4 separate regions of the Mus musculus genome follow, and all the other regions are linked to region 1. The links are chromatin loops, found by intact Hi-C in ENCODE. Cell type or tissue: left cerebral cortex. All regions are shown on one strand. Links, peaks and the distances in the headings refer to the core of each region. The heading gives the core; the rest is flanking DNA. Region 1 has its middle 5.2 kb from the start of Ubtd2. Region 2 overlaps Fbxw11 (F-box and WD-40 domain protein 11). Region 3 overlaps Fbxw11 (F-box and WD-40 domain protein 11). Region 4 overlaps Stk10 (serine/threonine kinase 10).

Evidence for each region. Hi-C counts contacts between places; a loop is a spot of excess contacts. Peaks named below come from ENCODE experiments on the same cell type or tissue, not always from the same donor. Only the 100,000 strongest peaks of a DNase experiment are listed, where the experiment ranks them.
Region 2: a loop joins it to region 1, with 5 times the contacts of the local background. A loop is called at or near these places in 9 of 42 quality-filtered maps.
Region 3: a loop joins it to region 1, with 3 times the contacts of the local background. A loop is called at or near these places in 13 of 42 quality-filtered maps.
Region 4: it touches region 1 in a loop (6-fold over the local background); 29 of 42 quality-filtered maps call a loop at or near these places.

What each region holds. Positions count from the first base shown.
Region 1 is chr11:32,446,373-32,453,972 of GRCm38, reverse strand. No RefSeq gene overlaps it. Among named protein-coding and RNA genes, the nearest start is that of Ubtd2, 5.2 kb to the left of the region's middle. In left cerebral cortex, for the core only: a CTCF peak has its summit at 3,645 (motif pointing left); DNase peaks (open chromatin) are centred at 2,079, 2,483 and 3,622; H3K27ac peaks cover 543 bases.
Region 2 is chr11:32,690,385-32,697,984 of GRCm38, reverse strand. The region is part of intron 2 of Fbxw11 (F-box and WD-40 domain protein 11); the gene reads right to left. Among named protein-coding and RNA genes, the nearest start is that of Fbxw11, 52 kb to the right of the region's middle. In left cerebral cortex, for the core only: CTCF peaks have their summits at 3,154, 3,392 and 4,119 (motif pointing right); DNase peaks (open chromatin) are centred at 3,171, 3,423 and 3,982; H3K27ac peaks cover 1,152 bases.
Region 3 is chr11:32,706,443-32,714,042 of GRCm38, reverse strand. Fbxw11 (F-box and WD-40 domain protein 11) reads right to left here. Exons shown (of 13, transcript NM_001271347.1): 3 at 2,046-2,271. Among named protein-coding and RNA genes, the nearest start is that of Fbxw11, 68 kb to the right of the region's middle. In left cerebral cortex, for the core only: a CTCF peak has its summit at 4,252 (motif pointing right); a DNase peak (open chromatin) is centred at 4,265.
Region 4 is chr11:32,585,352-32,592,951 of GRCm38, reverse strand. Stk10 (serine/threonine kinase 10) reads right to left here. Exons shown (of 19, transcript NM_009288.2): 5 at 5,567-5,639; 6 at 4,002-4,196; 7 at 3,461-3,542. Among named protein-coding and RNA genes, the nearest start is that of Fbxw11, 53 kb to the left of the region's middle. In left cerebral cortex, for the core only: a CTCF peak has its summit at 4,380 (motif pointing right); DNase peaks (open chromatin) are centred at 4,366 and 5,463.

The DNA.
Region 1 (7,600 bases), core at 1,537-5,536:
CTAGGCAGGCAAAAATTTGGGTTAAACAAACAAAGCTCTGGGTTTATATGAAAACACAGAAATGGCTCTGAAATAGAAGTCCACTATTTTGTCTTAATGCTTGAAGGATTAGCTTTACCGTCACTGTAGGCCTGAGCTCTGAAAAAAATAAGCAGTATACAGTTAGATGTTGTTACGGATTTTCAGAGCTTGCTTTTCCATAAGGGCTTGGTAACAGCCGTGTCACAGAGCCGTCTATCTGATCCTTCCCAGCTGAATGCTCACGTTGTCAGATACTAGTCACTTTATCTCTTCCCTGAAGGAGAGAGGCTGTCTGAGAATTTGCAAAGAGATTGCTTTGTCCTGAATTTCACTCCAGAAATTGCAGCAACCAAGACTTGTACGATGTCTATTAAACAGATGGTAGGCACCCAAATGCTAAGGGCTTTCTGCTGAGCAGTACACTGGCGCCAGCAAGAGAGAGCAATCTAGTGGAAAGATTCTTAGCAGTGCTTGCTCGCCATCCTGCCTGCATCTTAGAACAGAGACACATGTTCCCAGGAGCAGAGTCATGTAGCTGTAACTCAGCCCCAGATCTGCTATTAACTTCCTGGGTTGGAATCTGGCTTCCATCTTGTATTCCCTGTATGACTTTAACTTTTTGTAGAGCCCAGGTTTCTTCTTGCCGGTAAAACAGGGCCAACAAGTAATACTCCAAGTTCTGTAGGGGCACCGTATTAACTCCTCTGTTTACTCCATATCTAGCCTCACCTATCTAAATTCATTGCTTGCCCAATCTAACACTTAAGAAACATGTTCATACATTTATATCTCTATGATTATATATGTATATATATATATATATGATTATCTGTAGATAAATTATTGCTATATATACTCTCCCTTTCCCTTTTCTTTGAGATGGTCTCACTATATAGCTTTGACCTCACCCTCACAGAGATCTGCCTTCCTCTTTTCTGCTGAATGCTGGAATTAATGGCATGAACCATTATGCCCAACTGTGTGTGTGTGTGTTTATTCATGTGTATGTGAATGTCTGTGGAGGCTAGAAAACAACCTTGGATGTCATTTCTTAAGGGTTGTCCACTGAGTTTTGTGTGGGGCGGGTACATGTGAGTGCCGGTCGGGGCCAATCTTGATGCCGAGACCAAAAAAAAAAAGGTGATTAGCAATGGAGGAAAGACACCCAATGTCAACCTCTGTCCTTCATGTGCACACACAAGCAATGTACACAGCACACACACACCTAATAACCTTCTGTAATAACTTTCAGAAACAATGTACAATATACACTTCCCCTACGATTTTTCAAAGTAATAAAAATTTAAAAATTAAATCCAACTGGGCAGTGGTGGCATATGCCTTTAACCCCAGCACTCGGGAGGCAGACTCAGGAGGATTTCTGAGTTCGAGGCCAGCCTGGTCTACAGAGTGAGTTCCAGGACAGCCAGGGCTACACAGAGAAACCCTGTCTCGAAAAACAAACAAACAAATTTAATCCATAGCCATATGTGTTAGAAGGGTATTTTTTTTCCTGGCCTCACAATTGTTGCTGTTTTGGACACTATCTACCCTTGTAGCCCGCAACCAGCCCTGAGCTCTAGGTTTTAAGTCATTGATCTTTATGCCATGATTATTCAAGTTTGGTGGACTTTGTTACTGTAGCTCTACAGTAAGTTTTAGATTTGTTCCTTTTCTCTCTCTCTCTCTCTCTCTCTCTCTCTCTCTCTCTTGAGATGCGGGTCTTTCAGTCTCATGTTTCTCAGGCTAACCTCAGATTCCTGGGCACAAATCATCATAGCCCCATCCCTGGCCCCACCCCCAGGCCACCCCAGCCCCCAGCTTCCAGGGGAGCTGGAACTACTTATATTTGCTATTATTGCACATGGCTTGTTCTTTTCTAAGCTTGTTTTGTTTATTCTGGGCGCCTTGGATTTCTGTATGAATTTTAGGATCAGCTTGCCCATTTCTGGAAAAAGCAGCTGGGATTTTAATGGGAAATGTGTTAAGTCTGTGAATGGTGAGTGCCCGAGTACTGCCATTTTGACAGCGTTACGCCAGTTTGAATGTGGCTATTTCCCCCTCATTTGTGCCTTAAATTCATTCCTGTAGCGGTGGTTTCAGTGCCACGCCTTGGGTTTTGTCACATTTCTAAATTTCCTTTGCCATGCTGCTGTAGATGGATCTGTCATCTTCTACAGATCATTCATGGCAGATATATAGAAATGCCAGTTAATCTTTGCATTTTGGTCATGTATGTTGCAGTGTGGCAGATCTCACTTACTCTAGTCGTCTTTGCATTATGTATTTGGGGCATCTGCGTTGCGGTCCCCACTGACGTCTTTACTCAGCCATTTCCAGGGAGAACCAGCAACAGTGCACAGGGACCAGAGAAGAAGGGACCAAGAATGAGGTACCATGGTGGCAAGCACTGGAAAGGAGTCACTCTGGTGGGCAGCGTGGGATAGTCTTTCTTTCCCAGAGGTTCTGATTCACTTGGTCTGGAGTGGATCCCAGAAACCACTGTCTTTAACCCACACAGCAGAGATTTCCTAATGGAGTATGGTCCACAGATGGACTTTCTGTCTAGAACAAAATGTAGTCCTCGCCCTCCATACCAGACTGTGCTTTGCTTGAGACATTTCTCTCTTCACCCTCATTCCTTCATTCCTCTAAGTCCCAAATGCACATATTACAGGCCATTTCTCCACCCCAGTTGTTTCCCGCGGTCAAACGTCTTTCCTCTACTCATAAAACATAATGCTGAATCTCCATTTGTTCTGGCTCAGCTCTTCCCTGTCTTCTACTGCAATATTTTGACTTTATGGAAGACAAACAGGACCTCCATATAACAGAGGAATGGCAGAGAATAAGACAGTTACTGTGAGCCAGGCATGGTGGTGCACTCCTTTAATCCCAGAGCTCAGAAGGCAGAGGCAGTAAGATCTCTGAGTTGTAGGCTAACCTGGTCTACAAGAGTGAGTTCAAGAGCAAGTTCCAGGACAGCCAGGGAGAAACCCTTTCTTGGAAAAAAAGAAGAAAGAAAGAGAGGAAAGGAAAGAAAGAAAGGAGAAGGAGAAAAGGGAGGAGGAGAAAAGGAAAAAGGGAAGAAGGAAGGAAGGAAGGAAGGAAGGAAGGAAGGAAGGAAAAGAAAGAAAGAGAGAGAGAAAGAAAGAAAGAAAGAAAGAAAGAAAGAAAGAGAGAAAGAGGGAGCAAAAGAGAGAAAGAAAGAACAAAAGAAAGGTTTGTTGTCATTGTGGAGGTCTGAGCCAGTTTGAGAAGGAGGCCCCCGTAAGGAGAGCCAGATCTTGGAGAGAACATGGCTGGTGATGAGCAGAGAGGTTCCTAGTGTGCTGCACTAGTGGAAGTTATGGAAATCCACCCTTGGGACTGGCTGGAGAGCTGCCTTGTGGATATGGAGCAGCCTCTAACTGGATAGGTTAAGCTCCTAGCAGCTGCCATTGCTGCTGAGCTAGCCCTGAAGCCACCCTGTGAGGTGCTCAGCAGAGAAGCTCTCTCAGCCATGAGGCAGGCTCTGGAGGGGCTGTCTACATCTAGGAACCTGGCAGCAAGAGAAGCCACCCTTGCTGCAGAAACCCAGGCACCTCGAAAGGGGACAGCCTCCTGCAGTGTCTCTATAGTGCCCTCTACTGTTGAAGCTAAACATGTCTGTTTCCACAGAGCAGACAATCAAAAGTGAATTCAGACCAGAGATAGAACAATTTGATAGTTGATCTTCCTTTGTTTCTTTTTAATTTTTTATTGATTCTTTGTGAGTTTCACATCATAGACCCCAGTCCCACTCATCCCCCTGTCTTTTTGTATCTGCCCTTGCAACCTCTCCCTCAAAAGAAAATAAGATAGAATAAAAAGAAAAAACAACAACAGCAAAATCTTGTGGTGGAAGCTGTAGTGTGTGATGGTGTGTCACAGTTTTACCCTTTTGTCCACACATCTTTCCTTGCAATGGGTCATAGGTCTGGTTTGAGGCCTCTGGCTTTCTGCTGCACTATCGATACTGGATTCTCACCAGGACTCCCCTGGGATACCCTGTGCCATGAAGGTCCTACAGCTTTGGGTCTGCAGGACCAGCACTTCACACACCCCAGCAGTTCATAAATGAGGTAAATGTTCTTCACAGTGTACAAACCCCTCTGCTTTGCTCTCCCTCCTGTTTCTCCATCTCATACGCCATCTTCCCCATCTCTCTATCACGCATTTACCCACCTAGTGGGACATAGGTGGGCACTTGGGTATCTTTCTTCTGGCTGGCCAGCCCTGCTGGTATATTTTTCAACCAGAAAAATGTAAAGCTTCACTCCTCACAATTTCCTGGGTATAGAGAAGTGCAGAAACCACAGCATTGTTGTGTATTGAAATCCATGAGCTAGCCCAAGAACACTTCAACACCCAAGTATAATTTATGGCCCTAAAACATGCAGCAATAAAAATTAAAGTGAATTAAATTTTAATTAGTTGAATTCATAAGATACAAAGAAAGTGAAAGTACAAACAAAACAACAAAGGAAAAAGAGAAAGTAAAGAACCGGTGGGGGTGGGGGGAACCCAGCAGCTCAAATAAAACAAAACTGTGGTTCTTTGAATATCACAAAATAGTCTACTAGATAATTCGATTTTAAAAGCATATGTGGGTGGGAAAGAATAAAGCACAAATACATAGAATAGGAAATGACCAGGGAAGATGCTGTTACTGCTGAGGAAGCCAGAAAGTTGACGTCACTGTACACACCAACTCTGTCTTGGTCCATTTGGATTCTGTAACAAAATCCTCAAACCTGGGGAATTTACAGACTCCTAGCCTTTATGGATTCAGAGTAGAGTGGGACCAATTTCTGGTTCTCAGATGACACCTTGAACATGCTCTATAGACCAAGCTGGCCTTGGATTTTCGGATCCTCTTGTTTCTGCCTCCCAGTTACAGTGGTTATGGGCGTGTGGCGTCACATCAGGCCATGGGTCTTTTTTGTAAGGTCACTAGTGCCATCCAGGAAGCCTTAGCCCTCTGAGCAGACTACCTCCCCATAGGTCTCATTCCCTAATACTGTCAGCCTGTACAACACTTATGAAAACATGCTGAAATAATAAAAGAAAAACCCTGGAAAGAAAAAGATATAATGAGATGAGTGTCTTAGGAAAATGTAGTTGACAAGACTTGACCTCACCAGAGACGGAAAGTTGAATCCATTTCAAAAGAGTGATGTTTCATTCAGTGTATCAAATAGACAGTATCAGTACTGAGAGACTCCTGTGCCACACACCTCAGTGCCACACTCACAGGAGAGCTGTAACTAGTCACTGAAAGATTACTATATAAAGGGTCCTGGGACAGAGCAAACGAGGGCATTTCCAAATCCTCCTCTTTCCCCCAGACAGGTTCTAACTATGCAGATCTGTCTTACACCAAATTATTTTTATGAACCTGGCAAACACTTAACATCTCAAGCTAATAAAAATGGTATAGAAAATAAGATAGCATTCTAGGCCAATACCATTTATAATATCATCTTTAAACCCCAAATAAAATAAAATATTATTTTACCAGAAATAAAATATTATTACACCCAGAAACCACATCAAGAAAATGATAGATTATAACTAAGTTGTAGGGCTCTAGTAGGCACTTGAGAGTGGTCTAGTAGACATCTATATATTTATACATCAAAGAAGAAAATCTTGCTTATCACTAGCCTTGACAGAAATTAAATATCCATGCAAACAAACAAACACACAAACAAACAAACAAATCTCTTTAAGGAGACAAATGGAACAGGGCAGTGGTAGTGCACGCCTTTAGTCCCAGCACTTGGGAAGCAGGGGCAGGTGGATTTCTGAGTTCGAGGCCAGCCTGGTCTACAGAGTGAGTTCCAGGACAGCCAGGGCTACACAAAGAAACCCTGTCTCAAAACAAACAACTCCCACACACACACCCCAAAAAAGGAGATAAATGGAAAGACAATTCCTTAACATAAATTAGTCTCCAAAACAGAGTCTTAACAAAAAACATGACAGACCAGGATTAAAGCAAGGACACACTCAACTCCATTACTATATTAGCATCATGCTCGAGATATAAATTAACACAATTAAACAAGAATAGTTAAGCTAGGGACTGGAGAGATGGCTCAGAGGTGAAGACCATTGCTGCTCTTCCAGTGGAGCAAGTTTGGGTCCCAGAACCCTCATGGTAACTCACAACTGTAACTCCAGTTCCAGGGAATCTAACACCTTCTACCTCTGTGGGCACCAGGTATGCCCATGGTACACAAACATACATGTAGGCAAACCATCCATACATGTAAAATAAAGTAATTTTTTTTAGAAAGTTAAGCTTGGCATGAGAATTGAGAAAGTTGTATTGTATACACACACACACACACACACACACAGGAACAGAAACAGGAGAGGAAGGGGGAGGGGATCAGGGTTAGTATAGAAAAGTCATTAGGAAATGAGATGGGTACTACTTTTTGTTGTTGTTTTCTGAGACAGGTTTCTTTCTTTCTTTTTTGTTTGTTTTGAGACAGGGTTTCTCTGTATAGTCCTGGCTGTCCTGGAACTCACTCGGTAGACCAGGCTGGCCTTGAACTCAGAAATCCGCCTGCCTCTGCCTCCCGAGTGCTGGGATTAAAGGCATGCGCCACCACACCTGGCTTGAGATAGGTTTCTTTCTATAGCACTGGATGTCCTAGAATTCACTTTGTAGACCAACCTGGCCTGGAACTCACAGAGATCTACCTGCCTTTGCCTCCCACGTGCTGAGGTTAAAGACATGCATCACCACCCAGGTTTACTACTTGTTGTTGTTGTTGTTGTTGTTGTTGATTCTTTGAATTTTTCTGTTTGTTTCTCTTTTTTTTTTTAATTTTTTTATTAGCTATTTTCTTTATTTACACTTCAAATGCTATCCCGAAAGTTCCCTATACCCTCCCCCACCCTGCTTCCCTACCCACCCACTCCCGCTTCTTGGCCCTGGCATTCCCCTGTACTGGGGCATATAAAGTTTGCAAGACCAAGGGGCCTCTCTTCCCAATGATGGCTGACTAGGCCATCTTCTGCTACATATGCAGCTAGAGGTTTACTACTTTTTAAGCTAATTGAAAACCAAAATTTAGCCAGACATAGTGGTTGGCACATACCTTTAATCCCAACATTCGATTAGACAGAGGCAGACTGATCTCTGTGAGTTCAATACCAGCCTCATCTACATAGTGAGACCTTGTCTTGAAAAACAAAAACAAATAAAAGAAAAATATAAAATAAAAAACTTTAGGAAATAAAAAAAAAAAAAAACAGCCTTAGTAGTGTATCCTATAATCTCAGCATTGGGGAAGTAGAGACAAGAAATGCTGGAATTCAAAGACAGACTAGGATACATGAGATCCTGTTTCAAGAAAAAAAAATGTAAAAGCAATTGGGCAAACATATATAGTTACCTCTCCTCGCCAATGTACTGTACCTGATAAACCTTAGAAAATCAAAGCAAATACAAACCAGCAGCAAAAGACTTCTGTCATGTCCAGTGCACACAATCAGCAAGTAAATTTAATACAAGAAATTCCTAGCAACATAGGAAAACAAT
Region 2 (7,600 bases), core at 1,649-5,648, 240 kb before region 1:
AACTGACTTTGACTGTCTCTAAAGTTATCAAATATTTTTCTAAGAACAGACTTCACATTCAAGTCCCTTTATCCGACAGTCACTTCCTGCCCTGTGAACAGAGATGGGCACTTCCTCTGACACAGCTCTTTAACTCTCAGGAACAGCCGTGAAGCCCTAAAATTCCTCAAAAAGGGAAATGACACCAAATGAAAACACTTGAATCTAAAGAATGAAGGAAGGAAGAGATGCAAAGAATAAGAAAGAAAATGATAAAAAGAAAAAAAAAATCAGACTATATACACATTAATTTTAACTGACAGACAGACAAGGTTGCTAAAAGAAATTTAAGACACAAACATCTAGATACCCTGTGTCCAGGGATCACAAGACTTAAGCAGTCAGTATTACCACAGAGTCAAAAACATAAGACAGTGTCTATCAGAATCTCAAGTGCTTTTGGAAGAAAGAAAAATCCATCTTAAAATTTTCATGAATCCCTCGAAAGACCACAAATGGGATTTAAAAACAAAACAAAACTGGGAAAAAAAAAAAACACACACACACACACACACACACACAGGAAAAAAGCTGGGTTCAAAGAGTTTTGAACTGAAAGCCAGTTAACAGTCGAAGCCCTGAGCAGGCACACTCAGACAGTTAACAGTCGAAGCCCTGAGCAGACACACTCAGACAGTTAACAGTCGAAGCCCTGAGCAGACACACTCAGACAGTTAACAGTCGAAGCCCACTCACTCACTATTAACAACTGTCAGGTAACACTTAGGTAGGAGCCCCTCCGACCTGATTCCCCAGACCCCAGAAGATGCTTGGGAAGCTGTGCTTCAACTGATGTCTGTAAGGAATAATGAAGGAAAGCTGATCCCAGCACCTTGGAGACAGAAGCAGGCGGGTCTCTGTGAACAAGTCCTACCTGGTCTACAGAGTGGGTTCCAGGCCAGCCAGGGGTAATCAAACCCTGTCCCAATTTAAAAAAAAAAAAAAAAAAAAAAAGTAAAAAAATAAAAACCTACCTAACACCATACTGTATGTTTCAGGATAAAATAGTCCCCCCTACTGTCAAGAACAAAGCCAGAATATTCATTCATGTACCAAAACAAATTTTACTAGTCATAGCCAGTTACAGTAAAGCAAAAAAAAAAAAAAAAAAAAAAAGTCAAAAATATTGATGGTAGCATACTTGTGTAAAAAGGAAAAGAAAGCACACATAAGAAAGTACAAGTAATACATGTATAGCAAAGCTGCAGGACACAAGGCATGAGGTCAAAGGGCAGACTGGGTCACTTGGGCAGTCAGGCGCTCAGCAAACCTGAAGGCATAGACACAGCAGAAAGGTAAACAAAGCCTGGCACTGCCTTGTGCCTCTCCAAGCAGTAGCCAGAACAGACATTGGAATCACCAAGTCTGCTGTCAGAGGCAGGACAACTAACACAGGAAAAGAGTGCACGGGAAAAGCCAACCTTTGGAAGGCAATTCTTAAGGACAAAACAAATATGAAAGGCACTGTTAAGGAGAAATTCCTCAACTTAATAAAGAGCATCTTCAAAACCCCTATGGCTAACACCACACTTACTGGGAAAAGTCAACTTTTCTGCTAAACTCAGAACTATCAATCCTTTCAACAGGATGGGAGGAAAGTCAAACTTCTGTTCACAGATGCCATGACTCAAAAAAAAGCCCGAAAAGGGGGGAGGGGTTGCTGGTGAGATGGCTTGTAATTAAAAGTACTGTCTGCTCTTCCAGAGAACTGAGTTCATTCAGTTCCCAGCACACACATAGTGGCTCACAAATATCTGTAATCATCATTAATTTTAACTAACAGATGATGTTGCTAAAAGAAATTAAAGACACAAACATCTAGATAACCTGTGTCCAGAGAACACAAGACTTAAGCAGTCAGTATTACCAAAGAGTCAGGCAATGTCTGTTAGAATCTCAAGTGCTTTTGGAATAAAGAAAAATCCATCCTAAAACGTCTATGAATCCCTCATAAGACCACAAATGGGATTAAACAAACAACAAAGTGAAAAACAGGAACAAAGTTGGGTTCCTGAGACAATCAGACCCTGGGGCTTCTGCGGCCCTGGTCTGGCTTCCAAGGGCACCAGGCACACACACAGACATACACACAGGCAAACATCCATTCACTATAAAAATACATTTTTTTAAAAAGCTGAAAAAGTTAAAACCATCCTGTAACGATGCTTACAGCAGGATATGGACCACATTCTTAAGGCCAGCGCATCTTAATCTTGGCAAGGAACAACGCCTTTTCAACAAATGGTGCTAGAACAACCAGACAGACAAATGACTCTAGATACGAGCCTCTCAAATTTCCCAAAATTAATTCAAATAAATAAGGAAACTTGTTAATAAGGTGTTACCCCAAAAGTCAGAAATCAGAGAGAGAGAAAGAGAGACAGAGAGACAGAGACAGACAGACAGCACAGGGAAAGGTGCTTCCCCACAAGCCTGAGGGCCTGAGATCAATGCCTGGGACCATGTGATGGAAGAAGAGAGCTGAGGAGCTCCCACAGCTATCACAGACACAGAACCAATCAATCACCTAACATCCAAGAATTTTACAGAGGCCGGGGCTGTGGTGACACACACCTTTCATCCCAGCACTCAGAAGGAAGAAGCAGGCAGATCTCTGCAAACTCTAAGGCAAGCTGTCTACACAGCAAGTTCTAGCTAATGCAGTAGGAGACTACACAAAGTCTCTGTCCCTTTCTCCCTCCTTCCCCCCCCCCTTTTTTTTTTTTGGTTTTTTTGTTTTTCCCAAGACAGTCTTTCTCTGTATAGCCCTGACCATCCTAAAACACACTTTGGAGACCAGACTAGCCTTGAACTCACAAAGATTGTCTGCCTCTGCCTCCAGAGTGCTGGGATTAAAGGTGTGTACCACAACTACCCAGCTGAGAGACCTTGTCTCAAAAAAAAAAAAAAAAAACAAACAAAAAATAAAATAAAATAAACCAAAAAATATTGTAAATAAATAGAAATAAACCTTTCTAACTTTAAGAAGATCTCCCTGCCCCAAGAAAAAACCTCCAAGTGAAAGCAATACACCACGGCTAGAGACTAAGAAACACAGAGAGCCCTGGAATGAAACTATCTGGGGATACAGCTCAGCTGCAGAACGATCGCCTAGCGTGCATGCAGTAAGGGACTGGATTCAGTCCCAGCCACTAGGGTGGAGAAAAAGAATCCTGAGAATATTCTCCTCACACATGCTCTGGGCAAGGCAGCTCAGGGGACAAAATAAAGCATAACTGAGTGGGGTGGGCGGGCCTGGGACGGAGGCATCAAACTTTATACTGGGTCTTGCTGTTGGAAAACATGCATAGGTCAGACACCTCCAAAAATAACACACACAAAAGCCTTTTTATGGGGTAAGACAAGTAGGTTCTCTAGCTCACGTGGAAAAGAAATCTGTCCTGGTTCTTGGGAAGGGAAGCTCTCTGAGGAGCACTAAGGCAGCCGTGTATGCTTTCAGCCTCTGCAGGCCTCAAACCCCAGATCAGTCCCCAGAGAGCCAGTCCACAGACACTCGCAGTTCCTGAATGCCAGGCTGCTGTGTGGCTCTGTAGCATTGTTTTTGAAGAATTAACTTTATAGGAATTATTCCTGGCTTTAGGATGTTTTAAATCACAAACTACTATTTTCTAGTCTTCTTGTCTATGCTGCGTCTCTATTTGTGATTTAGCATATGGTTAGCTTTTGTCACTCGTATGCACATTTGAAAAGCAGGTTACTTTAAATCTCTTTAGTAGGCCGTATAAAGTTTGATGCCTCCATCCCAGGCCCGCCCACCCCACTCAGTTATGCTTTATTTTGTCCCCTGAGCTGCCTTGCCCAGAGCATGTGTGAGGAGAATATTCTCAGGATTCTTTTTCTCCACCCTAGTGGCTGGGACTGAATCCAGTCCCTTACTGCATGCACGCTAGGCAAGCGTTCTGCAGCTGAGCTGTATCCCCAGATAGTTTCATTCCAGGGCTCTCTGTGTTTCTTAGTCTCTAGCCGTGGTGTATTTATTGCTTTGTGGTGTATTTATTGCTTTGACTCTGAGTCATACTTCTCAGTATTAGAAAGGGAATTATAAACTGTGAGGTGACGAATCTCTTTGATACCAGCAGAGGGAGGCAAAGAGAGGCAGGTGGATCTCTGAGTCCAAGACCACCCCAGACTACAGAGTGAGTTCTAAGATACCACAGGGAAACCCCATCTCAATAAACAAACACGTTACCGATATACTAAGGGTTGCCTAGCTGGATGTGGTATCTTGTACTGAAGCTAACATAGAAGACTGCCACGGGTCTGAGAGCAGCCTGGGCTACCATGAGTTCTAAGAACACTGTAGACAAACTGGAGGCAATAGACACAGATCAGCACTATAGCACCTGCCTGGCAAGCAAGAAGCCCTGGGACCAATCCTCAGTACTTCCACTCAAAAACTTTGTTGTTTTGTTGTTTTCCCTGGCTGCCCTAGAACTCACTACATAAACCAGGATGGCCTCAAACTCAAAAAGACCCTACTGTCTTTGCTTCTCAAGTGCTGAGAGTAAAGCATATACCACTATGCCTGGCTTAATATTAATTGATAAACATTAATATTAAGATAAATTAATTAATATTAGATATAAATATATAAATGCAATAATAAATATATACGTATGTTTGTATTTTTAAAATATTTTTGGTTTTTCAAGGCATGTTTCTCTGTATGGACCTGGGTGTCCTGAAACTCATTCTACAGACCTGAAATCTGCCTGCCTTTGCATCTTGATTACTGGGATTTATTGCTCAGTTTGCCTAGTGGGTACTCCAGGGTCAGCTCATGTATCTGTTTGATGTGCCTTTGTCCTTCCTTGTTTTAAGTGCTTTGCATATTCATGTTCCAGGCTCTTAAAAAAATGAGACAAAAAAATTCCGTTCCCTAAAAAAGATGTAAATTAAGGCAACAATTTTTTCCTACTGGGTTATTACCACAAATATTCTATAGAGGAAAAAAAACTGTATGCTAAAACTCAGTCCTTACATTTGGAAAATACTACTCAAACAACTGTACAGCTAATAAGGTAACCATAGCAGTAGTTCCCCACTTGGAGGCTGAGGCAGGAAGACCTCACTGAAGGCTAAGTGGAGGAATGGGACACCATTGGAACTAAGGGTTTGAACTCACGGGGGCTTCCATCCATAGAAGGTAGAGGTTTCAGAGAGAGGCAAATGACATCTCAGAGCATACTGGCTGGGTCCAGAAGTAATGACATCCCAGCAACACTAAGCACTCACACTTGTACCTGAAAACAGGAAAACCCAAGAGCCTGGAACATGAATATACAAAGCACTTAAAAAACAATGGCAAAGGCGCATCCAACAGATACATGAGCTGACCTGGAGCACCCACTAGGCAAACTGAGCAACCTGACCATCAAAATAGCTACTAACAGACTACAGCCTACAGAGTAAATAAAACAGGAAAGCCAACTACTGACACAGTAGATGAAAATGAAGTACCAGGGAGACACACACTTGCATCGGCTCAAAGGATCTCTCTACAGACCACAGAGTTACAAAGGGATAAAGAACTTTATTATGAAGGACGCCTGCTGGCTCTACTTAAACAAGCAGTAACTGTTCAGAAGACAAATCAAAATCACACTTGGCCTAGAAGGTGCTATGAACACAGAGCAAACCCTTGTGCTGATTCTCCCACAGATGCACATGGAAACCTACACTGAGTGAAACAACACCACCTAACTCACACAACTGGCAGGGTTACCAAGATCCAGCAAAGACAGAAAAACTCCCAGACAGAAAGAGGTACAACTGAAGTCAGCACACCATTCCTTAATGCATGGCCTGCCACAGAGGACATTGTGAAGCACTTTAGTGACACTTAGGTAGGGCCTGAGGACTGATGTCAGCAATGTGTAAGTGTTAACTCACTGCTAAGTCCCACCAGACACCTGGGACACTCTTCCTGCACCAAGACAGCCAGCTTTTCTTTCAAGCTTTTGGAAACTTTTTTTTTTTTTGGTACCAACTTTTCTATAAGCTAGAAACAGCTCAAATGGAGAAACAGAAACCTTGCAATGGCTTGCTCACATTAATATCCAGCACTTCAGACTATGTGACCATACAGCTAAGAATGGATATGATGAAATATCTGAAACAAACACCTTCCCCCTTTCAGTTTAAAGAGAATCGGGTTTATCTACTTACTTATTCATTTTAATTTATTTACTTGTTTATTTTTGCAATGCTGGGGTTGAAGTCAGGCCTTGCACATGATTTGCAAGCTAGCACTACATCCCCAGCCTTAAGCTTTTTTCTTTTTATTACTGATAATGGAAAAAATTATTTTTGTTTCTAAAAAATTAAAACCTGGGACTAGGGAGCTAGTTCATGACATGAAGTGCTTTCCTGGGACCCATGTAAAAACCACTGCAATCCCAGCATCTGGGAAGCAAAGACAGAAAATCCCTGAGCAAGATAGCTAACGAGACTAGTCAGAACCAGGAAACATCAGATTCACAAGAGACACTGTCTCAATAAAGTTGAGAAACACCCAACCTAAACTTGGGGTTTCCACAGAATAACCATACATGTGAACACTCACACTTCAACCCACCTGAGTCCTTCCTTGCCCCACTGTCCTCCTCATCTCAACTAGTTCCCGGCCCCATCACATCTTTTTCTTTCATTTGGTTTTTGGCACCCACTAAGATTGATTAGGGCTGCCTACATATACATGGACACTTACCAGTGGCTAACTGAAGAAAATGTCTCTTGCTCCCTACTTGTATCTGCCGGGAGGAATGGGGCCTCACGAACCCTCCTCTGGCTCCCTCTGACAGAATGCTAAAGGTCCAGTGCTATGTAGGTCTCGTCCTGACCATCAGAGCTGTGAGGCTTCAGGACAACAATGCCCATGCCCTGGCCAGAAGACAGTGTTCCACAATCCACCGCTTCTGCCATCTCTTAGTTTCTTCCTCAGCCCCTTGTCTATGACACTCCCTGGGCCCTGGAAGGAGTGGGTGATCCAGATGTCTCATTTGGAGGCAAACTTTTCAAAAGTCAGTCATTTTTGGCATTGTGATCAGTTATGAGCCTCTGCAATTACCAACGCCCACTGAAAAAATACACCTCTGTGACTGACTTTGATGGCAGAGCTAATCCACAGGCAAAAACAAAGCTATTTTGAAGGTACATCATTCCCGGTTCACAGCAGCCTCATGACCATGGGTTTCTCAGCAGGTTTACAGGGGTTCATGGTGAATTCTTGTAGTGCCAGCCTCAAATATAACCAAAGAGTAGCTGGTTACCCCTAAACACCTCCCCCCTTTAAACAATTACTGTCAGATGATCCTAAGAAGCATTCAGGGGCAGCAAGATGGCTTAGCAGGTAACGGCACTTGCTCTGCAAGCCTGATACACAGAATTTAATCCTTAGAACCATGTAAGGTAAAAGAAGAGAACTAATTTCACAAGCACACAGGCATGTGTGCATATGTACATGCATGAACACATACTAAAGAAAAAGGCAGAGCTCGAGCTAGTGCTGACTGAGGGAGGACACTAGGTTCATGTGTCT
Region 3 (7,600 bases), core at 1,994-5,993, 260 kb before region 1:
TCAACTTGACAAAGGCTAGAGTTATGAAAGAAAGCAAACTCAGCATGCCAGTTGGTAGGCAGTGGTCCTCGTGGTCTCTGCTTCAGCTCCTGCCCTGGCTTCCCTCAATGGAGGACTGCAGGCTGTAGGATGAGATAAACCCTTTCCTTTCTAAGTTGCTTCTGAACATGATGCTTGATCACAATAGACAACAAACAAAGACAGTTATGATCCACTTATTTAACATTCATGATCAACTTAAGGACTCTCCCAGAGTAATCTTAACTGAGTGATTTCATCCTTTGTGCTAACTTTGAAGCGATATCTGTCCACCATCATTTTACAATAGCACATGGCAAACAAGCCAGGTGACCCGAGGGAATGTCATCCAATTTCTCTGATCCTTGTCATTTTATAATCTGCCTAATGAGAAACTGGACTAAGCAACTAAATGTTGTAATTCTGGATGGAAGGGGTTTCTATTTGCTTTTCTAGAAGACAACTAATGGAAGACGGGACACTAGTCTGTCATTGAAAGATCAGCAGAGTCAAGCTAACTCTCAAATATTCTTTATACTCTCAGTGTAGAAAACAAACTCATAAATTCTGAAAGAAGAGTGAGAAGACATTAGAAGCTTCCTTGTCACTTGTAATCCAAGTTCCAGGCTAGAACTACAGCTCAGCCAGGTCCTCTGTGTGCTATGAAAGAAAGCACCATCAGCTGCAAACCTGTTGTTCCTGAGGCAGGTCTGTTGCAGTAGTACTGACCCATCATGGGAGGCTCCTAGACCTGTACTGGCATGGCATGGCGGCAGTAAGCGCTACAGAACCAACATTCTCTTCACAAGTCAGAGCTCTACATCTTACCAACCAAACTGAAGACAAAGTAAAGACCTTCCATGAGAGTGATGGGTGCAGGTTTGCATGTCACACAGTCTAATCGTACCACAACAGGTTAATGTCTACTATGGAGTCAGGGGATGATGGTTTATCAATAGGTTCCCCCATGAACACAAATGCAGCAGGACAATGACAGTACAGATGCTGTGCTGTGGGAGGCATGGGCACAGGTAGGAGCATAAGAGTTCTCTGTACTTTTTTTTTCTTAAAGACTTTGCTCAGGACTAAAACTGTCATAAATACAAGTAACACTTAATCAGAAAACTACCCATAAGTGCACATGCATGAGAGAGGATGGAGGGGCTTCACTAAGGAGTAGACAAAGCAGTGTCAACAAACGTTAACAGGCTGGAGAGATGGCCTAGAGGTTAAGAGCACTTGCTGCTCTTGAAAAGGACCCAGGTTGATTCCCAGCCACAGCGGCTCATAGCCACCTCTAATTCCAGTTCCAGAGTACCCAACACTCTTGTGACCTCCATGGGCACACAGATATACATGCAGACACTCATACGTAAAATAAATAAATTGAAACAAAAAAAGAAAGGAAAAAAAAAAACATTAACAAAGACACATTACCAGTTTCCTCGGTTTCTTGGCCATTGCCTAAGTATCACTTCAGACAAGGGGACAATCTCAACTCTTTGAGGCTTGCCAAGATTCAGACTTAAGGAAAAGTAGACGTGTGTGTGTGTGCGCGCGTGCGCACATGTGTGCACATGTATTTTGTATGTCCTCTGGCTGGCCTCAAAATAATCCCCCCATTTTAACCTAACAAGTTTTGGGAGAACAGGCATGAGTTGCCATGCCTCGCTCCATACATTCTTAAAATTACATGTAAAATACAGATTGTCTACATACCAAAATTAAATAGTGTATCTTTAAAAACAGAAAAGCAACTAAATAAAGCAACAGCATTGACTAATACGCAGCAAGATCAATCACAAAAGTGGCCTTTGTTTCCTAAAAATTCATCTACTCTATCTTACTACATGGCACTTGAGGAAGGATTAAAATCTAACTACAAATACAGTGGCTGTCCAGAAATGGCAACTCACAGTGTACACACTCATTCTGCCATTCACTTCACAGAGCACACTTGGCACTGCCAGCACTGAGGGCTAGGCACCACACACTGCCCATCAACCGTGAGAAGTGCAGTTACCTACCTGGTAAAGCAGTGATAAAGTCCCGCTGCAACATGGGCTTCAGGTAAGAGTTAATATGTCCATGCTGATAATGACACATCCGTGAGATAAGATGCTCCACAAATTCCACCTGATCTGATTCAGACCACTGGTCAAAGTACTTAATGCACAAGTCCTTTTCTTTCTGGTAGTTCCCCTCTGACGGCCTCTTTCTGGAGACAATCACAGATGACGTTCCATTACTGATCTGTTTTGGAAAAACAAAGAAACAATAATTAGCTAGAAAGGCATGTAATCAATTTCATTAGAAATTTCTTTTGTCCTATGGATTTAGCCTCAAAATACCAATTTGAACCTAAGTCAAATTAAGCTCTTTTGTTCATCCATTTATCACACAATTAAAATGCATTGAGGGCCCATAGCCTCAAATTAACAACCATAGTAATTACTGAAGTTGCAGCTGTTTGTAAAGATGACCGGTGCCTTAGCTCACTATTCCCCATTGCGTACCATACCACCTCTCCAGCATTAGAAAACTCATTTGGAGATGATCATCTTAGAGGCACTAAATGCCCAATTTGATAAGCCAGCATCTAGTTGGCTAGTAGTAATCTGTCTCCACGTCCTCAAAATTAAAAGTTAATGTCTCTCTTATATTCAAGATATTTCCGGAGGTAGGGTATAGGGAACTTTCGGGATAGCATTTGAAATGTAAATAAAGAAAATATCTAATAAAAAAAAAAAAAAGAAAAGAAAAAAGGAGGAAAAAAAAAAGATATTTCCAAGACATCAGGCCTGAAACCATGGACCCAAACACTACATACATATTTCTGCCTTTACATACATATATACATACATACATACATACATACCAATGATAAAGCAGGGCTTATAAATTATGCATAGCAAAAATATTGACAATAACAAAATACTTAAAACAATATAGTACAATATGTACATATGTTCTCCCTACCTACACTTGTGAAATTTTTCATTTAGTGTGTTTAGACTGCAGCTGACCATAGGCACCAAGAGCAATCAAAACCAGAGCAGGGTTGGTTCACACACCTGAGCAAGCGCTGGAGTAGCTGAGTGCCTGGTAACACAGATTCGAGCTCCATCTGTCTGGATGAGAGCCTCAGAATCTGTATTTTAAGTTTCCAAGTGCTGCTGAGTCTGCTAGACCAGACTGCATTTTAAGGGATCATACTGAGACACCCCCTCCCCCCCATCTAAATAGAGGAGAAGCCTAAAAGTAAATCCATCTATAAAGCTTCATTTTCTCCTAATAGTTTTTTGTTTTGTTTTGTTTTGTTTTTCGAGACAGGGTTTCTCTGTGTAGCCCTGGCTGTCCTGGAACTCACTTTGTAGACCAGGCTGGCCTCGAACTCAGAGATCTGCCTGCCTCTGCTTCCCAAGTGCTGGGATTAAAGGCGTGTGCCACCACGCCCGGCTATTCTCCTAATAGTTTTGACCCTTCCATATTACTTCAGATGGTTAGTAACTGCTGGCCAAACAACAGAAGACAATGTCCAGACATATCTGCATACTCACAACCATGTACCCATATACTCCCCCATCACCATAACAATAACAGTCTACATCCCTAGATTCAAAGCCACAACCACTATAATGCTATTTAAAAGCCACATCAGGTCTTTGGTTTGGTTTGGTTTTTCGAGACGAGGTGTCTGGCCCTGGCTGTCCTGGAGCTCACTCTGTAGACCAGGCTGGTCAGAGATACACCTGCCTCTGCCTCCTGAGTGTTGGAATTAAAGGTGTGTGCCATCACCTAGCCACATCAGTGTTTTGTCATACCACTGCCAAGCCATCTGTCCTCTGATAGCCTATGTGCATACACTAACAGAAAGTAAGACCCTAGAGGATTTTCAGACCTGAAGAGGTGAATTACAAATGTCCATTACTTCCATTAGAAACTTGTTCCCAACATCTTACAAGGAATGAAGAGCTCTTGTTAATAGTATGCTCTCATATTAAACTAGACCACACACACACACACACACACACACGAGAACCTCTGTAAACTTCAAAGGAAACTTCTGACCTTCCTTGACAAAAATAATTTCAGTTTCACATCTCAAGTATGCTTTTATTTCTACATTTACAGCAAGGTCAGAAAGCACTCATCTTCTACTTAATTTATATTAACCATCCATTTCCACATCTCCATGTCATCCCCAATTCCCGGAATGAGGGATAATTTAATTGGCCTCTGTTACCACCAGAGGGCAGCATTGAACAGGCATTCTAAAAGTTCTGTTTGTTGGAAGACTCCTCATCTACTTGCCTCAATAGAAGAACTTAAGACAAAGTAAAAACTCATTGCTATGATAAATATCAGCAAATATAAAGGGAGATATATAAGGGGATCTTACATAAGATATCAAGTATAAAAGGATAAACATAAAAGGAGATCTCAATGCTATTTTAAGCATAACAGTATCACAACATTGTAACAGGAAAATATAAGTGTCTAATTACAAGCATTGGTAATGCAAATCACAACTTATCTTTCTGCACAGCAACACTGCAGTGTAGCTGTTGCGGTCCAGCTTTAAATACAGTGAGGCTGGACTAACCACTGACAGCTTTGAAAATAATGGGAAGGAGCAAAGGCGAGATATGCAGGGTTTTATGGTGGTGTGAGCACAATAACCAGGACAGAATGAGGCTGCACACGGCAACGCCAACTGTGGAGTCTCAAAGACCCCATGTGCTCGGCCTCTCTTACTCCACCCCTACTGACAATTCCCCAGAACCTCTGCGGTCACAACAGGTTAAACAGAATGATGGTGACAGCCTACACCTGTGCCCCGCTTTCTAGATCACAGTATTCCCACATCCACTTTCTCATTTACCATCTAGTTTCCACTGAGTAACCAACCAATGAGGAGATGAACAGATGAAGGAACCTGGGTGCTAAGGCGCTGGGAGCCACAGTAAACTAAAGGTCACAGTGAAGAGCAGTACAGCAAAGCGGTGCAGAAGGTCGCGCATGTTCCTCTTACACATACATAATGTTCAAAAAGACAAACAGGCACTTGTGTGCTTAGGAGTGCATTTCCAGCTACTATCCCAGACCCCGTGGCCCAGACAAACCCTGCAGCCTTGCTGCCATTATTTCACCTTGGTCCACGTCATCTTACACTTGCTGGGCGTGCACTATTCTAGCTAACTAACCTACTTTATAGTTTTCAAATGTGCCCAGGTCACTTTTTTTTCCTTTATATATACTGTGCCTTTACTCATGTCCTCACAAAGGAAAAAAATGCTCACCAGCATGCTTAGTGAAAACACTAAACCATGAAGGTCTGTGTGCTCCCCAGACACCCACCACAAAGCTGGGGAGATTGGGCAGGAAAGTGAGAGAGCCAGGAAAGGAGACTGATCTGAAAGGAGACAGACCCTCATAGGGAGAGCAGGGAGGAGGGTGGGCTGCAGACAGAGAAAAACAGCAGTCTACACTTGGCTCTAAGCCTCCACCATCCCCGTGATGGAGGATTTCCACACAGTCTATCTTAGGCCACGAAGTTGGTATTTCAGGATACTGCCTTTTTGGAATCTTCCAGAAAACTCCAAAGTGCTTTACTAGCAGTAAGGATACTCCCCAGAGGGAACGGTGGACAAGCAGGGTGGCTTCTGAATCTGGCAACCCTATACAAAACAGAGGCTGGGTTCTGCTCTCGGTGAGGACATAAGGAAAGGCAGAGCTTTATCTACAGTCATCTGCTAGCTTATCATGCCTACCTGCCAAAGAGCACTTTTCTTTGGGGACTCATCTTCATTTTGATCTTCCATAACTGAAGTGTTCTAAAGGGGGAAAAACAAGTTATTTGAATTATGCCAAGTTCTGCAAAACCTAAATGACTACAAGACATAAACTTTGAGATCCCAAACTAGAGTTTAGGGATACAAACCCAAGAACTCTGGCTTGTTGCTCACACACACCATGCTGGGTCAGGAAGCTATCCTCCTAAATCAATAGTAAGCATACAGTCTTCACTTACAGAGCCTGGGCATGAAGCTTGTGGGGTAACCTTCATCATCACTGCTGTTCTATGGCTTGTGGCAGAAACTCAGAGACTCACAAGTTCCCAATAGTTGCACACAATGTCTCCTAGAACGTCTGCTGTTCAGTAATGCATCCCACCCACCAGCAATTAAAGAGACAAGGCCTCCCTCCCACTTGCTCCATAGCTGATCTGGGGAATGGCCTTGCCTTGCCATCTCCCCCAGCAAGAGTAGATGACTGCCCCAATTTTCTCCCTCAAGAAGAGGATGCTGTTGGTCACTAACAGTCTGACTTGCCTTTGGAACACATTTTCTTTTCTTTTTTGTGTTTACTACACAAAGAAGTACTGTGTAATTATCCCTTTGGTAACCTAGAGGCTCAACAGATGCCCATTAACTGGAGATTATACATGACTGGGTTTTCCCTTTTTGAAGCTGCTACCTAACAGCTAAATGGAGCCTTAATGAGAAGGGGAAGTGGGTGGGCAGTGCTCGGAAAGGAGCGACAGACACCTCACTGGCAGCCAGGCTGCTCTAAGGTTCCATCCCAAACCTAGAACTCTTTTTTTTGGGGGGGGGGTGGTTGGGGGAAGGTAGGGGAGAGAGGGTTTCTCTGTGTATCCCTGGCTGTCCTGGAACTCACTTTGTAGACCAGGCTGGTCTCAAACTCAGAAATCCGCCTGCCCCTGCCTCCCGATGGGATCAAAGGTGTCCGCCACCACCACCCAGCCCCAGAACTCTTAAGATGGAACACAAAACTTAAACTCCAACATCTGCTCTGCAGTGTTTTTGGAAGGTCCATTACGGCTCTATTAAAATTACCAAGGGAGCCAGGCAGTGATGGCACACCTTTCTTTAATCCCAGCACTCAGGAGGCAGAGGCAGGCAGAGTTCTAGGCCTGCCTGGTCTACAGAGTGAGTTCCAGGACAGCCAGGGCTGCACAGAGATACCCTGTCTCGAAAAACTAAAGGAAAAAAAATTTCCAAGGGGATCTCTGTTTACATCTTCAGGAATAACCTTTCTCAAACTGCCCACTTTTCCTTTATCCTTTAAGTTCTAAAATGTTTGGACTCAACCCAGAGTACTTCCCAACAGAGCAATGGACAATCTGCAACAGTTGACACGAGTCAGCACTGAATATGAGTCACTGCTGTCTATGTCAATGACACACAATAGGCGAACCAAACCGAGACACTGGAATCTTAACTTGGTCACTCATTGTGGGACCTTAGGCAAATGAAATCACTCATCAAATGGTGGGCCACAGGGTGTGGTGAGATCAAAGAAGCCCTTCTTCCCTACTTTGAGGACACTACTTCCAAGGTTTCCTTTGCACATGTTTACAACGTCACTGTCCTGGGCAGAGCAGAATGGCTGTGGAGGGAAATTCTTCCTTAATAAAATCTTAAAAGTCCCAGAATGTCAAGGCCAGTGACAGAGGACAGGAGAAAGGGGGTGTGGGGAACAAGCACTATGTCCTAGTGCTCAAAACCAAGGGCAGCAGTGGGCAGTCCTGAAGCAGAAGACAGGAGAAGTGAACACA
Region 4 (7,600 bases), core at 1,928-5,927, 140 kb before region 1:
GACAACCTGGGCAAGTCAAGAGAGCCTCTCTGCACTGTAGTTTGCTTATCTGCAAAGTAGGGATAACAGTTAAGGTGTTCTGTGTGCTCTATAGTGAGTATTCAAAACAGCATCATTACTACCAACAACACCATCATAATCACCATTAGTACCATCACCACCACCATAACCCCATCATTATAATCACTATCATTGCCCAACAGATGGCGCCACCATTACTGACTGCCATCACCAGTGCCACGTCAGGAGCAGAACAATCTGGGCAGCCTCGTCACACCCCCTGCCATTCCTCTACCAGAACATAGCTCTCTGGGAATGATGAGAAGAGCCAAGATGCCCAGAGTGTCTAAAACCTGTAACACGGTGACCTGAGCAGGACACCACAGGACACTGCTCTGCACCAGCTAAGGCAGACGTGGCACAAACCAGCAGTGCAGGCCAGGGTTCTCAGAGTACAAGGTTTCGCCAAGGCATCCTGCATATTGATCAGATTAGTAGCCCTTGAAGGGAGCCATCTGCTCTGCCTATATGGAGCTCAAGGTCCCTGGGAAGAGACAGGAGGGAGGACAGCCGTTCACGGAGGCCCAGTTAAGCAGGGCAGCTCCCTGCAAGGGGCCCAGGGCAGGTAGTTGGTGTGTAAGCAGCCCTGCCAAGGCTGACTGGGCCATGATTTGTGTTTAAGCTCTGAGAGACAAGGACTAGGCAGGGAGGACTGCCGCCTCAACCTACCGCCTCTAGTTGGGGCTGTAGAGAAGGCTTTCCACCCAACTCAGATGCTGAGGTCCCTCAGAGAGCTGGACCCAGAAACCTCCCAGAATGGCCAAACACCGGGCAAACATTCCCTATGCTGCCCCAGGCATTCATGACTCTGCAGAAGGGTGGATCAGAGCTGCCTCATTGTCTACCCCTCCAGGAGGAGGGATGGCTGCTCAGAGCCAGCTCTGCTGAGGGCTCCAAGATGCCAGTGTGGAGGAGGCAGTGTGCAGTGTGCCAACTGGCACCTCTCTTCGGCCAGGATCTCTGCTGTCATGAAACACATGTCCTTTCCAAGGCTGATTTTCTCTCTTTGTGCTGAGAAGCCACTAAGGGGCGATGCTCAGATCAAAGTAAGCTCTCCTCACCTGCCGCCTGCCCCCTTCTCTTTGTTTCTGCGTTCCTCGGTTCCTTTTTCTTCTTAATTATTATTTTAAAAAACTTTATTTCTGTTCTACGAGTACAGGTGTTGTGTGTGCACTATGCACATGCAGTGGCTGTAGAGGCCAGAAGAGGGCAATGGATCCTATGGGACTGGGGTTATAGACAGTTGTGAGCTATCCTGTGAGCGCCAGGAATTGAACCTGCGTCCTCTAGATAAGAGACCAGTGCTCTTAACCACTAAACCATCTCTCCATCCCTGCTTTGGACTTTTTTTTTCCTTTCCTCCACTTATTAAAAGCAGCTTCCAGAGTGGCCAAGTCACTAGAATGAGGACAGGAGCTGTCCCTGACAGCTGTGTGACCTTGTGCTGGAGGCGCCTCTGGTCTTGGCTGTGGCAGCACATAGGGAGCTGTTTGCATGGCAGCTAGAGTCAGAGAGTGGCACCATAAATGGGTGTCCCTTTCAAGGGACGCCTCTAGTATCCCAGCCATGCTGTACCCCTAAGGGTTCCACAGCTTTCAAAATAACACCACACACCTGACCAGTAGCCTGGCCCACCATGATGGACTGAGATCCTCCACAACAAGGAGCCAGAAATGAATCCCTCCTCTACGATCCTTTTACTGGGTGTTGTCTCTGCAGCAAGAAGGGCAAGTACTAGCCATGCTAACGAGGGCTCTGTTTAGAGGGAAGACTGGAATCTGTTTACAGAGTTTGACTCGGGGAGTGGCAGAACCAGTAAGGTAGCCATTATCTGAGTGAATGGCGAGGCAGCTCCGAGAGTGGCCGCATGGAGGTGGTGCATTCTGGGCCTGTTCTGAAGGCAGAGGGAATCGTACTCATGATGAGAGAGGGGTGGAGAATGAGAGAGAGTGCCAGGCTGCCAGGGACGAGATGGGCAGCCATTGCAGAATGCACCTGAGGAGGGGGCTGAGGCTCAAGTGGCTCTGAGCATCCAGAGATATGCAGAGACAAAGGTCTGGGGTCAGGTCAAGTTCAGGGACTGAACTTGAGGCACGAAGCCAGGGGCCCCCACAGGCTGGCTGTGATCATTCCAGCAAACAGAAGGAACAGAGAGCCCAGAGCTCACCACAGTCATCAATTGTGCTAGGTGAACACGGCAGACAGGGAGTGAGCCGTTGGCTGTGGGGGTGGGGGTAGGGGTGAGGGTGGGAGTGGGAGTTGTCAAGAAAGAAGGTGCTAGCCCCGGCATGATGAGTGACAATCCTGAGCTCCCTGCTACCTCCAATCCATGAAAACTGCCGCTGAACTGTTAGTGAGCAGGGTCCGCCACACACAGACTTCCTGGCTACCTACCCGACCAAGGGAGAAACGGAGGCACAGAGGGAACTCCTCACACCCCTCCCTAATTTCAGATCCAGGTTACCAACTGCAGCAGGACACTGGCCAGGGACAATTGTGCAGACGAATGACTGAGCCACCAGCTCTAGTAAGTTTCGGTGGCTTGGCCACACAGGATACAAAAGGACAGGGATTAGCAGATACAGGGCTGAGGTGCCCACAGCCAAGATGTGCCCCAAGCTGCCATTCCAACCAGATGACCTTGGGCAAGGACTTCCCCTTTGAGCCCACTGTCCTCAGGTCTGGCAGACCCCTGTATCCCTCCCACCCTACATTTTAAGAGGTACTGGAGAAGCCCCAGCCCATTTGAGGGCACCTGGGTAAACTGAGGCAGACCTCCTCCCGCCCCCTCTGCCCTGTGCTCTTCCACTGCGCACTGAGAATCCCCTGGCAGACACTGCTTCAGCTAGGAAGTGGAATTCCTGGCTCCTGCCAAGGCTCCGGGTGACAGCTGGTCTCTGCCCTGACCATGTCAGGCAGGCCGGATACCCTGGCACGGGAGGTGCCATTTACAGGAAGCAACCGGTCCCAAGAGGCTTGGGGCCTTTGCACCTTACAGCAGCTCCGTCTCCCAAACAAACACGCCATGCTGAAAGTGGGCCTTGAGGAAGGCCACACATTTGATTTTGAACCAGAAGTGTGGAAGGAAAGTCAGAATCTCCCATGCGATGGATCCACTTCTGTTTTGTTTTTCTTTTTGAGAAAGGGTCTCTCTACATAACAGCTCTGGCTGGCCTGGAACTTGCTAAGCTCCTGGCTGGCCTTAAACTTGCAGTGATCCTCTTGCCTCTATGCAAAACCTTGTGTCTGTCCCAGGTGCTGGACTTAGAGGTGTGAGCCACCACATCTGAGTTCACCGGACACATGGAGCATTCCTCACATTGGGCACCGTACCTCACAGCCGGCTAAGAACTTGACCTTGCCGGTGCCTCTGAGGAACAATGCAACGAATCTCCCTCACCTGCAGCAGCTGTGCAGCACTGGGCCGGGTTTCTGGGTTCTTATCCAAGGCTATCTTCAGAAAGTCTCGGAACTCCACAGACCTGGAGGACAGGCGTAAGTAAGGAGTGAGCCACAGCCCGGGCACCGCACGCCCAGGGCTGGGTGTGTGGAGACAGGGTCCATGGGACAGCCTTCTTATCATGCACACCACTGTCCAGGACACAGACGTCTAAAAGGAACATAAGCAGGATGGGAATGAGCATGGCAGTGTCAGAATCTAAACCTAAGTCCCCATTCCCAGCCTGGCCATGTGGCTGATTGGGCTCTGATCCTATTCAATATGTTCCGGGACATAACGGGATCTCGTCCTGGCTAACTGGCCTTGCTCTCGTGTCTAAGGTTTTGTATAGTTCAGGAGGGCAGTTCAGAAAGGCCTGGAGGTGGCCCTCTCCTCCGTTCCCCCCATCCCCGACTTTAGAGTCCACTGTGCACACGCAGACCCAGCACCACACGTCTCTGGAGTGGCTTCCGACCCTCCAGGATTACACAGCTCTCCTTACCACTTGGAGGGTGTAAGCAGGGTAGGAGGGTCCGACTTGGCAATCTTGAGCAGGACCCGCATGGGGTTGAGCTCGTGGTGTGGGGGCTCGATCTGCGCCATCTCGATCAGCGTGATGCCCAAGGACCAGATGTCAGCCTTGTAGTCATAGGGGGCGTCCTTCATGGTTTCACACAGCACCACCTCAGGGGCCATCCTGAGCCAACCAAGGAACAATAAGGGCTAAGAATTGGGCCCCTGAGGATGCCGCTCGTAGCTTCAGCGTCTCGAACACCACCAGCACCACACTGGAGGTTTGGCAGTATTTGAAGCCATGATTTGAATTACTGGCATCCTATTGTCTTCCTCAAGGGTCTCGGCCCGCTGCAGTTCCTGGAGCCCGCCACAAGGTGGCAGCAGCCATCCAGAACAGAGTCCTGGGGAAGGGGCAGGTGGGTGAGGGCAGAGGGGCGAAGGTTCCAGCAAAAAACAAACAAGGTAGGACAGTGGGGTAGACAGAACAGGACATCACAGAGAGAAAGGGGGATGGGAGAGAAGAGAAAGGAATAACGGGAGGGGTGGGAGAGAAAGAGTTAAGAGTAGTAAGCAAGCAAGGAAGGGGCTGAACACCATGGCCAGTTGTAAAAACAGAACACAAAGTAATCAGGTGTGAAACTGAGTGAGAGCTTGGGCTTGGGGTGCCACCTGGATGCCTGCAGCCTGGATGCCTGCAGCCTGAGCCTGGATGCCTGCAGCCTGGATGCCTGAGGCTGGATTCCTGCAGCCTGAGGCTGGATTCCTGCAGCCTGAGCCTGGATGCCTGGATGCCTGCAACCTGAGCCTGGATGCCTGCAGCCTGGATGCCTGAGGCTGGATGCCTGAGCCTGGATGCCTGCAGCCTGAGGCTGGATGCCTAAGCCTGGATGCCTGCAGCCTGAGCCTGGATGCCTGCAGCCTGAGCCTGGATTCCTGCAGCCTAAGCCTGGATGTCTGAGCCTGAGCCTGGATGCATAAGCCGGAGATTGGATGCCTGAGCCTGAATGGATGCACTGCAGGTGTGGGAAGGTGGGGCCCAGCTCCACACATCTGCAGGCTGAGGCCAAAGCAAGACTTCAGGTGTCTTCCTCTACAAGAGAGCCCTCTTCTCATAGGTGGTTTTTATTTTAAGTTAGAGTTTTGAAAAAGGACAAGACACAACAGGCGTAAGAGAGGCCCAGGGAGATTTCTCATGAGGACAGGAAGTGAATTTACATTGTTCTCATGTACCCCGCCCATAGCCAGCACCCTAAACTCAGTACAAGTGTTAGACGAACCAAGAGCTGAAGCACCTTTTCAGGAATCCGGTTTAGTTTATTAGTGGGGTGCTTTCCACTGTAACCCCAGTTTACAGACGAGGGCGTGGGGAAGCTAAGCCACTTGTGCTAGGCGCAGGAGTACCCAGAAGAGAAGCAGATGCTAGACACACACAGTTTGAGCGGCTGACTAAGGGCTCTGAACTGGCACCGCGTGCCCCACACACAATCCACCCAGAGGCAACTAACCACGGGGTGTTAGGCTTGCTATGTCCCCAGAGGCCCCACGACTCACCAGTAAGGTGTCCCTATGAAGGAGTCTCGCTTTTGCAGAGTTTTCAGATTCTTGGCAGACACACCAAAATCAGCTGCAAGACAAAACCCTAAGATAAAGTCATGGTCGAGGGAGTCTTCCCCACCCACACCCTTTGGGTAAAGTCCTTGGTGTGGTGTGGACTCAGGAACACAATTTCGGGACTCGGGGATGAGGCAAGCATGCTTGGGGACTTTTTGTTTGTTTGTTTGTTTGTGAGACCCTGTCTTAAAAAAAAAAAAAGGGCCAGGCTCATTTGATATAGTAATCTCTTTTTTTTAAAAGATTTTTTTTTGTAGAACATGATTTTAATATTTTCAACTGTTGATATTCAACAAACAGAATAGTTATTTTAAGATATACTTCATTGTTTTTAAAGATTTATTTATTTATTATATATAACTACACTGTAGCTGTCTTCAGACACACAAGAGGACGGCATTAGATTTCATTACAGATGGTTGTGAGCCACCATGTGGTTGCTGGAATTTGAACTCAGGACCTCTGGAAGAGCAGTCAGTGTTCTTACCCGCTGAGCCATCTCTCCAGCGCCCGGCCCAGTAATCTATAAATCCAATTAAGAATCTACAAAATAACACTAAGTACAAACAACTGCAATACTCATCAGTGTGCTGTTCAAATACACAGTGGCAACCAGAATTACATAACTGTCATTTAAAAAATAGACCTTTGTGCCAGGCAGTGGTGGCGCACGCCTTTAATCCCAGCACTTGGGAGGCAGAGACAGGCGGATTTCTGAGTTCGTGGCCAGCCTGGTCTACAGAGTGAGTTCCAGGACAGCCAGAGAAACCCTGGGCTACACAGAGAAACCCTGTCTCGGAAAAAAAAATAAATAAATACACAAACAAACCTTTTTAAAGTTATTATCTGTAATCGCTTGGCTTTGTCTTTTTCTTTTCTTTTTGGTGGCTCCTAATTTCACCTTATCAGATTCCAGTCCCATCCAAGGCATATCCAGAGCTACCAGGTGCTGGCTAGTCTCACGTCAACTTGACACAAGGTAAAGTAGTTGTTGGAAAGGGAGACCTCAACAGAAAGGGAATGCCTCCCTGCAGGCTGCCTGCAGGGGAGTCTGTAGGGCACTTATAAATTATTCACATGCACTACAGACCCTTCTCTATGCACATGACCCATTTCCCCTTCCCTCTTGAAGAAGGCGTGGCTCTTCACGCAGTCCCTGAGCACAGAACCTCGAAGCTGAGCTAAGCAAGTGAGAAGCTGGGGTCTGGTGGGTCACACCTGATTGCTTCCGGTTCTGTTTTTATAATTCGATATGGTGTTCACCCCTTTCCTGCTTACTCACTACTAAACTACAACCTGGTGCCTGTGCTAGGGGTTCACATATAGAGAGGTCAGGGGAGAACTTGTGGGAGTCAGTTTTCTTTGTCCACTATGTGAATTCCAGGAATGGAGCACGGGTGGCCAGGCTTGGCAGCAAGTGCCTTTACCCATGGAGCCAGCCCTACGACCCGACTCCCTCTCCTGAGCCACTCCCTTCTCCCACCTCTCATGCTGATTCCACTCCAAGCCACATTTATAAAATCACACACTCACTGCAGAAGTGGATAGTCCTCACACCCTTGTTATCACTAAATCTACAATCCCCAGTTTGTCCTGGATCGAGGTCCCTAAAAGTCTAGGGGGCTTTTCAAGCGATCGAAGGTCACAGCATGGAGCTGTCTGTCCAGGCACAGGAAACTACACAGAGGACGGTTGGGGGGCCAGGGTGGAATAAACTAGACAGAGAGCCACAAGCACTGTGACACCCAGTGATGGCTTCCTCTCTGTGACACAGGGATGCTGACCCTTGGTCCTTTAGAGCTCAGTTCGGGGCTGTCCTGAGGATCAAATTTACATTTACAAAATGACTCCACTCCCAGCTTAGGCCAGCATGAGTCTCCATACAGAAGACTCCAAACAGGAGCACCTCGCTACTCCCGAGGGCAGGCCTACCCTGAGAACCTGAGGCCTTAAGAGACTGAGGTGAGCAAGCCT